Regions from separate parts of the Homo sapiens genome. Here all the other regions are linked to region 1. Evidence: read pairs that join two places in POLR2A ChIA-PET (ENCODE). Cell type or tissue: CD4-positive, alpha-beta T cell. All regions are shown on one strand. Region 1 holds the start of LOC102723506 (a long non-coding RNA gene). Region 2 overlaps NFATC1 (nuclear factor of activated T cells 1). Region 3 has its middle 5.2 kb from the start of NFATC1.

Region 1 (4,000 bases):
GGGACGTGGGGAGGACTGAGGGGTAACGACGGTGGGACGTGGGGAGGACTGAGAGGTAACGACGGTGGGACGTGGGGAGGACTGAGGGGTAACGACGGTGGGACGTGGGGAGGCCTGAGGGGTAACGACGGTGGGACGTGGGGAGGACTGAGGGGTAACGACGGTGGGACGTGGGGAGGACTGAGAGGTAACGACGGTGGGACGTGGGGAGGACTGAGGGGTAACGACGGTGGGACGTGGGGAGGACTGAGGGGTAACGACGGTGGGACGTGGGGAGGACTGAGGGGTAACGACGGTGGGACGTGGGGAGGACTGAGGGGTAACGACGGTGGGACGTGGGGAGGACTGAGGGGTAACGACGGTGGGACGTGGGGAGGCCTGAGGGGTAACGACGGTGGGACGTGGGGAGGACTGAGGGGTAACGACGGTGGGACGTGGGGAGGCCTGAGGGGTAGTAATGATGGGATGTGGGGAGGCGTGAGGGGACAGGATGGGTGATGGTGACAGTGACAGGGTGGGGACGGCGTCTGAGGTCTCCATCGTGTTCGTGGGACAGGCCGCCTGCATGGCCGCCGAGAGCCGTCTTGTTCCCCGCGGGCACAGGAGGGCGCGTCGCTGAGGGTGAAAGGGAAGCGGCATGGCCATGGGGCTTCCCCTTGCTGCCCACGAGCACCTGAGCCTCGGTGGGAGAGCCCGTCGGGGGGCGGAAAGTTCCTCGGTGTGTCCCCCGGCCACCCAGGTTCCCGTCGGGGGCCACCACAGCCTCCTTTGCTCTCTCTGCCTGGGTCTGCGGCTGCTGAGCTCTCGGGAGGGGAGGAGGGCCGACCTCAAGAGAGCTGTCGAGGCCTAAGGAGCCAGCGGCAGCCTGCACCTCACTCCTGCGGGCTGGCGGTGCGTGTGGGCCGACCCCGTCCCAGCGCCGGGTCAAGTGTGTTCCACAAGGTCTCAGACGCTGCAGGGACGCGTGGCCGGGACCAGACACAGCCCAGGCACCCTCCAGGGCCTTCCCGCTGCCCCATGGCAGCAGCTGACAGAGAGCGGGATGGACAACCCTGACACCACTCAGCAGAGGACAGCACAGCAACCGAACCGCAGAGGAGGCTGTACCGCCCACCCATCCACACCGCGGACGAGAGCCGTACGTGGAGCCGTGCTCGCCCCGCAGACACGGCCTGTGCCGTAGCCCTGAGAGGAAAGCCACGGCTTCCCCTTTCACAGGTGGACAACGGGCCCATCCTGGGGTTGGTCTGAGGCCATGTGGCTCGCTGGCGCTGGGCTGAAAGACAGGACCGCCCCCCCACCCCCCAACTCCTTCCCGCCACGAGCACTTCTGACCCATGAGGTCAGCCACAGCTGCCCGGCCCTGCCCTTGCTATTCCGGGGGCGGCTTCCTTGGGTAGGGTATGGTTGCCGATGACACCTACGGTTTCCCATACCAGCTCTCTCTGCTGATAATTTCCATCTTCTTATTCAGCTTTTCCACAGACACAAAGGGTTTTTTCCCTTCCTAGCATATTTTGAATTGCAGGTAGCATGTGACCCTCACGGCGTGTGGGAGACCTGAAAGAGGAAACTTACTTTGCCTAACGTCAGATGTCCCCGCAACAGGATGTGGTGAGCTGTTATACCACAATTTAATTTAATAAGGAGGGCTTTTTTTTCCCTTATATTAGATTTTTCTCTAAAATACTCCTCAGGTGGAAACTATTGTTTTTTCCTAAAACTCGACTGTGGCGTTTTGAATCCTGGCTGCAGGCTGAGAGCCTCCCTCGAGGCCACATCCACACACCCACACTCATACCCACCTCTCTATACACATCTGGAATTGAGTGAAGGAGGAAATCAGTACATTTTTAAATATAAAAACTACCAAGTACAAGGGCAGGCATGGCTTTCACTGCCTCACCTGTGAATCTTATCTGTGCCCTTGCTGGGGCCACGCAAGCTCTCACTAGCTGTGCGTAAACAAGCCGTAGGCGAGACGCCTTTCTCAGTCAAGTATTCGTACCTTCACATAACCAGTTTCTTCTTTTTGATCATCATTTTGAAAGAAAGTTGACATTTAAACTTCACCCTGTAGTGAGCTACCCAAAGTTCACCTCTTAAGTTTCACGCAGGAGTTTTGTTTCTCTATGCTGGGAATGATGAGGGCCAGAACGGAGCTGCCAGGGCCTGAACGCTGTTTGATATATTTTGCCCCCTTGCTGCCTGGCTTGGAAGCAACATTTTTCTGCATTTCTGAATGCCCGGTTTCTGAAAGCAATTAAGGATCTTACATTTTAAGGAATGAACAAACTACCATTTCCCCAGCAGTTATGCAGCCCTGCCTGGCCCTTTGTGCACCTGCTTGCTCCTTGCAACAGCCCCGGGAGCGGCAAAGGCAGGTACTGTAGTCACCCAGTCTGTTCACAGGGACCACGGAGGGCTCGGAGAGTGGGAATGGCTGCCAGGGACCCCAGAGCTGACAGGGCAGGACTGACCCTTACTGGGGTCTGAGCTCAGCCGGCTCTGCTGGGCCCTGAACAGCCACCTGCCCCCAGATCCTCCCAGATGGCGGCCTGGGGCCCCGCTGGGCAAGCCACAGTGTTAGATGTGTGTTTTTTCTTTCAGTACTTACTAGGAAAGTCATGGAAAGCTGGATGGGCCTACTGGCTGGTGCCTGGGGGACGACTCAGACCCTGGGACAGGAGGGTTCCCACCCTGCCCAGCCAGCTCCTGGCCCCAGGAGTCCGTCCTCTCTCCTCCAAATCTGGCCCCCGTCCCTTCCCTCTCTGGTCCTCCCTGTTTCACCTGCAGGGTGCTCAGTGCCCGGAACTTGGCGTATCTGAGGTGAGGGAAGGCTGGGGGCGGGGGTGTTTACTGCCACTTTCCTTTCCTGCGGTGTGCGCCTTTTAACACAAGCAAAACACACACATCAGCAGACACCCCCCACAGACACACACATCAGTGGACGCACCCCCCCCACACAAAACACATCAGCAGATACCCTCCACACACAGACATCAGTAGACGCACCCCCCCAACACACACACAAAACACACACACCAGCAGACGTCCCCCCACCCAGACACAATCCGTGGACGCACCCCCCCCCACACACACAGAGACACAAACATCAGTGGACACCCCCCACCACACACAAAACACACACATCAGCAGGCGCCAGCCCCTACACCCAGACATCAGTAGACGCACCCCTCTACACACAAAACACACACATCAGCAGATGCCACCCCCCCTACACCCAGACACACACATCAGTGGACACCCCCCCCCACACACACAAAACGCATCAGCAGATACCCCCCCACACACACACAGACACAAACATCAGTGGACACCCCCTCCCCATACACAAAACAAAACACACATCAGCAGACGGCCCCCCCCAACAGACACACACATCAGTGGACGCCCCCTCCCCACACACAAAACACACACATCAGCAGACGCCCCCCCACACATGCACAGACACACATATCAGCAGATGCCCCCTCCCCACACACAGCAGACAACCTCCCACACACAAAACACACACATCAGCAGACGCCCCCACACACACAGACATACACATCAGTGGATGCCCCCCCCACACACACAGACACACACATCAGCAGACGCCCCCCCCCCCACACACACAGACACACACATCAGGGGATGCCCCCCCCCACACACATACACATCAGTGGATGCTCCCCACACACACACAGACACACACATCTGTGGATGCACCCCACACACACACAGACACACACATCAGTGGATGCTCCCCACACACACACACACACATCAGCAGACGCCCCCCCCCCCACACACACAGACACACACATCAGCGGATGCCCCCCCCCCCACACACACAGACATACACATCAGCGGATGCTCCCCCCACACACACAGACACACACATCAGTGGATGCCCCCCCACACACACATACACATCAGTGGATGCTCCCCACACACACACAGACACACACATCAGTGGATGCCCCCCACACACACA
Region 2 (4,000 bases), 120 kb after region 1:
TTGGGAGGCTGAGGCAGCAGGATTGCTTGAGCCCAGGAGGCAGAGGTTGCAGTGAGCTGAGATCACTCCAGCCTGCACTCCAGCCTGGGCGACACAGCAAGACCCTGTCAAATCAATAAATCAATAAATCAATAAGGAGGTCTTTCTTTCCCCAGAGCCACAGGCAGGGACTGGGGTGGAGCTGGAGCTGGGCATCCTGACGCCAATTCCAGCCTCCAGCCTGGCCTCTGGTCAGGACACACACACCATCCCCAGGATCTGCCCCAGCTGCAAGACGCCAGCTCTGGGACTGACCACCCATGTTCACTGGCATCCACTGTGCCCCCCGCCCCCAGGCTCCATGCTCACTGGATGCTTCAGGCAAACACCAGGCCCCAACGCTAAAACTTCTGTGACCAACTTTCTAAAAATGAGCCTGGAAAGCAGCTTCCGGGAGAAGGTGAGGTTTCCGAGGAGAATCTGAAGTCCTCTGATCTGCTGGTGATACCTGGGGGGCTCTGGGCCAGGCAAACTGTAGCCCTCTGAGAGCTCCGCCTGGGCGTCACGGTGGCCCCTCCGTGGCCCGTGCAAAGCCCCTGAGCCGGCTGCATCAGACCCGCTGGACAACAGGCCACACAGGCAGGTCGCCCTGTGCCCCACGCCCCACACGCCTGGGTGACCGTGCCAGGCCAGCCCTGACGTCTGCCCCGCATGGAGCGCTGCGGAAGACCCGCGGAGCCGTGGCTGGCTCTGCGGCTGGGGGTCTCGGGGGAAGCACAGGGACGCAGTCCAACGGTGGACAGAAGGAAGGCGCGGTGGGGGACCCACGAGGGGGTTTTGTCGAGCGCAGGCCTGCGGCTCCTGGGGGGTTCCCGTTGAGGTGCCACGCCGAGCCACCTGTTCATTACTCTGCATTCTCACCAAAAGTTGTCCAAAAGATATTCCTTAGCCAAAAACGCCACATTACATACACCGGCCCAGGAACTCACACCCACACTTACTGCTGGGCCCGCTTATTTGTCTAGAAGCCCTCTCGCCTGTTGGAGCAGAAACAACATTATGTTAGGAACCAGCTTCCATCTCACACCAGTCATCAACTCCAGGAGACCCGAAAGCACAGCAGCGGAACTGAGGGAACACGATGGCAGCGTGGATCCGATCACGGGGGCCCAGCCTCCCTCCCACACCCCGACTTCCTCTCGGAGGCATCCGTGGCCTTCAACCGGCTCTTCAGGCCCCACCTGCTCCACACACTTCCCCTCACTGTCCAGACCTCAAAGGGGGCTTAACTGCAATTGATTCATGTACAGATTCCTACACTTCCTGTTTCCCAATCAAAAGAGTATTTATTTCCAAGACAGCTGATCCCACAGCTGAACTACCATTTGCTGGTAGAAAGGTAATTCTGAAGAATTTTTTAAAACCCTAGCAATTAACAGAGCAAGTCTTGGGGCCTCCCCACCATCCTCCCACAGGACTCAGCCCTGAACTGGCTGCTCAGCCAGTGACGGAGCCCAGAGCTGCGCCACACGGGGTACTAGAGCCAGATCACCGGAAGGTTCTAGATGAAACGGGGCAGGAAAGGGGAGGCGGACCTCACAGGTCTCTGTGTGCAAGTCCTCAGGGGCCGTAGCCCTTGACGTTTCTGTGACGGGGGCCCAGGCGTGAGGGGAAGTGAGGAAGAGGAGGAGACTCCGCCCACAGCGAGAGCAGGAAGTGCATGCAGAGGCCCACGGACGCCTGGGGCACCCGAGGGCCTTTATTTAAACTGAAGTATTGCAATAAAACCTGATTCGATGAGGCAAAGAAACACCATAAAGCTTTATTAAAAAACAAAAAGGGCTCACCTAAGCATGCGTTTTCCCTGATCAAACAAATGACAAAACGAAAGCTCAAATGCTTGAATTTCATTAGGATCCCTCGCCCAGGTCCTTGGAGGGCGGGTAGTGGATAAAGTTCCCTTGTTCCTCCTAGAAGAAGGGCAAGGTGTGGGGTCAAGCTGCCCCCAGAGGCCAAGCCCCACACGCCGGGGGCCACTGTCCTGGCTGTGAGCCCCTCCCTCCCAGCTCCCAATGAATTTGGTTTCATGACCCACCTAAACCGTATTCAAATCTGAGTTATTTAACTATTCAAAGGGATCATATTTACATGAAGGGAAAATATTCCCAGTAACTTTCTTGACGATTCTGAGGCGCTTGGGCTGATTCATGTCACGTCAGACACCACCACAGAGCTCGGTGACCCCACTCCCTGGCTGCCGTGTCGGAGGGCCTGGCTCTTTGCCAAGGAGGATTCACTAAATGACAGTGCAGGTGAGCAGGGAGACAGCTGGATTCTAAGCAATGATCGCGGAGAGCACATTCAAAATCCCTTAACGGAAGGTCATGGCATGGCCCCTCTGCTGAAAGTGCCACCTCCTCACTTTTGAGTCCCCTGATCCTCACCGGCTCGCTCAGCCATCAGGTGCCCCACGACACACAGGTGGTTTGGGGGTGCTAGGACAGACGGCCACGCGGGGAGCACCCGGCTCTCAGGCCAGCCTAGTCCCACTGGCCTCAGCAAGTTCCACATGTCAGAGCTGTTAAAAGCGATCTCTCTCACTCTGAGAAATAATTCACTTCAGAACCACACACCTTTCTCGTTTCTGAACAACCACAAAAAACTGTATCGGTGCCTGACATTAAATTAATACATGAAATACTTCTGGTCAGGGCTCCCTACAGGTGCACAGCATTCTAACCTTGCAGACCCCGCCGTGCTGAGCCCCAGGGCACCTGCCCCTCACGACACGCAGTTCCCAGACAGCCACTCCCTCACTCGCTGTGCGCAGGGCAGGACAGCCACGCCTCTGCCTTGCGCATCAGGCCAGCACTGCTGACAAGAATCACCAACTCCAGCCACAGCCAGATCTCTCATCTTTCACAAACTCTGAGAGGCGGCCATCACAGACGACGTTATTTTTCATTTTAAGGAACATTCCCTTCAGCACTTGCTGGGGCTGAACCACAGGTCGACCCCCAGGCACTGCTGTCACCTCTCCAGACAGCCACGGAGTCTGCTGTGGGTGAGGCCAGATGACAACTGTGAATGTATTGGAAATAAAACAAAACGAAGCAGGGCGATCCACGCCAAGACCTTGCTGTTGGAAGCAATGTGCTTAGCAGGCCTGGGAAACGCTGCCTCACAGTGGCACCGGGACGTGGTCAGGCCCGCGGCATGACAGACAGCAACAGCTTCCCAGACGCCGTTCCCCCAACAATCTGCCAGCGAGAAAGATTTACAAAGGCAAATAGGATGGCCTCGTCACAGCGCAAACAAACGGTATTTAATGTTCCATAAATAAGCACGCCAACGCCTTAATAAGGGTCCTTCGTCCAGCCCGGGGCCCAACCTGGGACATCGTTCCTCAGAGGTACTGGAATATTCCCCCTGGTCCGACGCACACATCATTTTAAAGCATCCTTTTTGAATTCTGTTTTCAAGGAATTAAAAAATATCCAAGTTGTTCATGGCTAGCTGAGATCTTCCTTTGAAAAACACGACACAGAACTGAAATATTCCAATCTGCCAGGTAACTCCACCCTCCACGGAAACACCTCTAGAACGTCAGGGGATGAGCTGTGCATGGTAATAGCAGGAACGCTTTCCTAAAACACTGAACTTGAACAACAGAGCATTCCTAATTCAGCTCTCCCCTGGGACCTCTCTGCTCACCAGGCGTCTCTGCCACGGGTTTCCTGCCACAGCCCCCGACCAGCCACGGACACCCCGGGCCCTCTTGGGGAAGAGAAATCCTATTTGGTGAAAATGGACTTGAGAATAAAAGTCTTCCAAAGCTTCAATTCTGCATAAGATGTTGCCTTTCCACAAGGGAACCATTAAATGCCCCAGCAGTGGGCACAGGCCAGTGGCAGACCCGGGCACACAGAGGTTCGGAGGGTGGCCCCGACTGCCAGAGAGGCTCCAGCCCAAACACAGAGGCCTTGGCCAATTTCCTCTGAGTTGCCACGGCGACAGTGCT
Region 3 (4,000 bases), 130 kb after region 1:
CATACATTTGGGGTTCAGAGTTTCTATACCATGCTGTTACTTATGAAACATCTCTTTAACCACGCCCCTTCCCTGGAGGGTTGCTAAGGGCTTCATAGGTTTCCCTGTCTAAACTCTTAGCATGAACACCCACCTCATGGACTACCACCATGTCTAAAAACTCAGATCACCAATGGATCAGTCAACTTTCCTACCCTAGACGTGTGTCCAGGGCATTAGGATCAAGGCCAAACTGCTCAGCACGGCACCTGATACCCTTCAGCCCCACGTCCCCTCCCGGAGTGGCCAGGCAGGAACCTCCCCACCTAAAAGCCACTCGCAGTCATTCTCACCCACTCCAGGACTTTGGAGTCATCTCTCCCCAACGCCATTCAGTCAATCCCCAAGTGCTTGCTGGACCCCGGTCCCCTCTCCTCCCTCTGCCCAGGATCCTGATTCTTTTTTTCTGCTCTGTCTTGCAGGCTGGAGTGCAGCGGCATGAACAGGGCTCCCTGCAGCCCCAACTTCCTGGGCCCAAGTGATCCTCATGCCTCAGCCTTCTGAGTAGCTGGGACTACAGGCACATGTCACCACACCTGGCTAATTTATTTCTAATTTTTGTTGTTGTTGAGATGAGGTCTTGCTATGTTGCTCAGGCTGGTCTTAAACTCCTGGGCAACTCTGGGACATGGTTAAAGAGATGTTTCACAAGTAACAGCATGCTGTAGAAACCCTGAACCCCAAACTTACGGATCCTCAGGAACACCCCAGACTTTAGAAGGAAAGTCAGAAGGTGCTGACACAGGTGCATAACTAAAGGGAAATCCTTCTTTCTCAGCTCCAACCATGGCTGTGAGCTTCATTCACACTGACTTAAAAAAAAAAATCTCAGCTGTTTACTTAAAAGTAAATAGCTTTTTCTATAATTCTGGTTTGCTAATTTAATTCTAATCTCCAGACTCTGGCAAAATACATGCTCACTTTTTTTTTCTTTTTCTTTCTTTCTTTTTTTTTTTTTTTTTTTTTGAGACGGAGTCTCGCTCTGTTGCCCAGGCTGGGGTGCAATGGTGTGATCTCCACTCACTGCAACCTCCACCTCCCGGGTTCAAGTGATTCTCCTGCCTCAGCCTCCCAAGTAGCTGGGATTACAGGTGTGCGCCACCACGCCCGGCTAATTTTTGTACTTTTAGTAGAGACGGGGTTTCACCATGTTGGTCAGGCTGGTCTTGAGCTTCTGACCTCTTGATCCGCCCGCCTAAGCCTCCCAAAGTGCTGGATTACTGGCGTGAGCCACCGCGCCCAGTGGATAAGTGCTCATTTCTTGAACTCCTGAGCTCAAAAGATCCTTGTGCCTCAGCCTTCTAAAGTGCTGGGATTACAGTCATGAGCCACTGCACCCAGTCCTGAGGGCCTCTTTGACAACTCTCTGCTTGCCTCCTCCGAAGGCCCTAGTGTGGTGGTTAAAAGAGAGGCCTCTGGCCTCAAACCACCTGAGTTTGTTTGATGGCCTAGAACATGGCCCATCCTGGAGGATGTTACTTGTGCGCTTGAGAAGAATGTGTATTCTGCTGTCGTTGGGTGGAGTGTGCTAGCTATAGATATCTGGTAGGTCTAATTGGTTTATACTGTTGTTCAGGCCTTCTGTTGCCTTGTTATCTGCCTGGTTGTTGTATCCATTATTGAAAGTGGAGTATCGAAGTCCCCATTCTCTGTTGTAGAACTGCTTCTCCCCTCATTCTGTGAGTTTTTGCTTCATAGATTTTGGAGCTCTCTTATTAGCTGCACGTATGTTTATCATTGTTGTATCTTTCTCACAGATTAGTGCTTTTATCATTACGAAACATTCCTCTTTAATAAAACCTTTTTTAAAAAGCCTATTTTGTCTAACATTAGCAGCCACTCCAGCTTTCCTGAAGTCGCTGTTGGTGTGTCGTCTTTTCCCATCGTTGTAGTCTATGTGTGTAGCTTTGAGTAGAAAGTATGTCTCCTCTAGACGGCATAAAGTTGGGTCATGTTTTCTTAATTCAGTCTGACAGCCTTTGCTTTCTGATTGGTTGTTAAATCCACTCACATTTAATGTTATTATTGAACTTTACTTTTCATTTCTATTCCACTTTACTTTTCATTTTCTATTTTTCTTATGTCTTCCCCTCATTTATTTCTTTATTGACTTCTTTGCATTAAGTGAATTATTTTCTACTGAGTTTTTAAACTTTTTTTGTTACTGTTTTAGTGATTGCTCTAGTATGTACCATATACATTTCGACTCCAGTGACACACAAAAACACTATCCCTATGTAGCTAGCTCCATTCCCTTCCCGCTTTTATACATTCTACATTGTAAACAGTAATGTTACAAACCTAAGAATACATTGTGATAACCATTATTTTACCATCTGTAGTTATTTCTTTAGTCCAATATAGCTTTGTTCTCATTCCCTTTCTTTGTATTGTTATTAGCAATACACTACACATATATTACATTGCTATAAGTTATAGGCCCAACATTATATTTTATATACATTATTTTATACAATCACTTTTCACACCAGTTATAAAAAGAGAAAAATATGTATTCGTACTGTCTTATGAAATTACGTAATTACCTTAAGAGGCACTCTGTTTTTTTCATGTGATTTCAAATTACTGTCTGAAGTTTCTTGCTCACTGCCTGAAGAACTTCCTTTAGTATTTTTTGTAAGGTGGGTCAGCTGGCAACAAACTCTCAGTTTGTCGGAAAAAGTCTTTATTTCACCTTCATTCTTGAAAGAAAGCTCTGCTGCGCATAGGATTTGGGATTGATAGGTTTCCTTCCTCCCTCCCTGCCTCCCTCTGCCTCCCCCTCCTTTCCCCTCCCCTCTCCTCCTCTCTCCTTTCCTTTGGCTGTTATCCCACTGCCTCAGGCTCACATCGTTGCCGCTTAGAAGTCACTTGTTAGCCTTATTGGGGTTCCCTTGTAAGTGATACCTTATTTTATTATTTTGGCTTTTGAGATTTTCTCCTTATTATTGACTTTCAGCATTTTTACTCATAATGTGTTGGTCTGTGGGCCTCTCTAGGCTTGCCCCAGTTGGAGTTCATTGAGATTCCTGGTTTTGTAGGTTATTTTTTTAAACTAATCTGCGATATTTTCAACCATTATTTCTTTTAATATTTTTGCATCCCTTTTTTCCTCTTTCCTTTCCTTCTAGTGAACCCCCTGTGTGGGCTGGTGCCCTGGAGGGCGTCCCTGGTGCCCCTCAGCTCTCCGAGGCTCCCCTTGGTCTCCTTCATTCTATCTGCTCTCTGTTCGGGGCTTGCATACTCTCTACTGATGTATCTTCAAATTCACTTTCTTTCTTCTGCCAGTTCAAATCGATTGTTGAGCCCCAATAGTGAATGGTTCACTTCAGTGACTGCGCCTTCCAACTCCTGAATTTCCACTGGTTATTTTTTATACATTCTATCAACAGTCTCTACGTGATGTGACATTGTCGTCCTGCTTCCTTTAATCAAGATTTACTTTAGTTCTCTGAGCATATAAGGGATATTTTGGCCTTTTCCCATTAAATCCAATATCTGGTCATTCCCCAGGCAGTTTCTGTTGTCTGCTTTTTAAAAAATTTAAATGTGGGGGTCATACTCTTGTGTTTCTTTGCATGCCTCCTATTTTGTTGGAAACTGGGCATTTTAGACAATGTATTATAGCAGCTCTGGATACTGGTCCCCCTGTGTGGGGCTTGTTATTTGCTTATTTACTTGTCTTGTGACTTCTGAGATGACTGCAGTGAAGCTATTCCACACACTGCCCCCTCCACCAGTAGAGTTATGCCTCTGGCTTGCTCCTTAGGGAGAGGAGTCTTACCTGTGCCCAGAGTCACCCTGGAATGCAGGATTTTGAGAGCGATCTCTTCCTCTCTTTCCCCGACCACATTGATAGAGATCTCTTCCTCTCTTTCCCCGACCACATTGATAGAGATCTCTTCCTCTCTTTCCCTGACCATACCCAGCTGTTAAATTCCACGGCTGCCATTGGATTGCT

What was found. ChIA-PET counts read pairs that join two places held together with the same protein. Peaks named below come from ENCODE experiments on the same cell type or tissue, not always from the same donor. Only the 100,000 strongest peaks of a DNase experiment are listed, where the experiment ranks them.
Region 2: POLR2A ChIA-PET joins it to region 1 with 51 read pairs; 16 of 35 experiments call an interaction of 5 or more read pairs at or near these places.
Region 3: POLR2A ChIA-PET joins it to region 1 with 17 read pairs; 16 of 35 experiments call an interaction of 5 or more read pairs at or near these places.

What each region holds. Positions count from the first base shown.
Region 1 is chr18:79,521,472-79,525,471 of GRCh38, reverse strand. The region is part of intron 9 of NFATC1 (nuclear factor of activated T cells 1); the gene reads right to left. LOC102723506 (a long non-coding RNA gene) reads left to right here and starts at 1,956. Exons shown (of 3, transcript XR_935689.3): 1 at 1,956-2,384; 2 at 2,611-2,829. RefSeq lists a silencer at 689-758. In CD4-positive, alpha-beta T cell, no CTCF peak of the experiment used is centred here; DNase peaks (open chromatin) are centred at 671, 1,561, 1,941, 2,861 and 3 weaker places; H3K4me3 peaks cover 2,510 bases; H3K27ac peaks cover 2,769 bases.
Region 2 is chr18:79,403,575-79,407,574 of GRCh38, reverse strand. All of the region lies in intron 1 of NFATC1 (nuclear factor of activated T cells 1), which reads right to left. Among named protein-coding and RNA genes, the nearest start is that of NFATC1, 9.6 kb to the right of the region's middle. RefSeq lists a silencer at 1-155 and enhancers at 178-771, 1,962-2,557, 2,679-2,738. In CD4-positive, alpha-beta T cell, CTCF peaks have their summits at 1,575 and 1,775; DNase peaks (open chromatin) are centred at 1,194, 1,624, 2,254 and 2,824; H3K4me3 peaks cover 3,015 bases; H3K27ac peaks cover 3,493 bases.
Region 3 is chr18:79,388,753-79,392,752 of GRCh38, reverse strand. No RefSeq gene overlaps it. Among named protein-coding and RNA genes, the nearest start is that of NFATC1, 5.2 kb to the left of the region's middle. In CD4-positive, alpha-beta T cell, no CTCF peak of the experiment used is centred here; no DNase peak of the experiment used is centred here.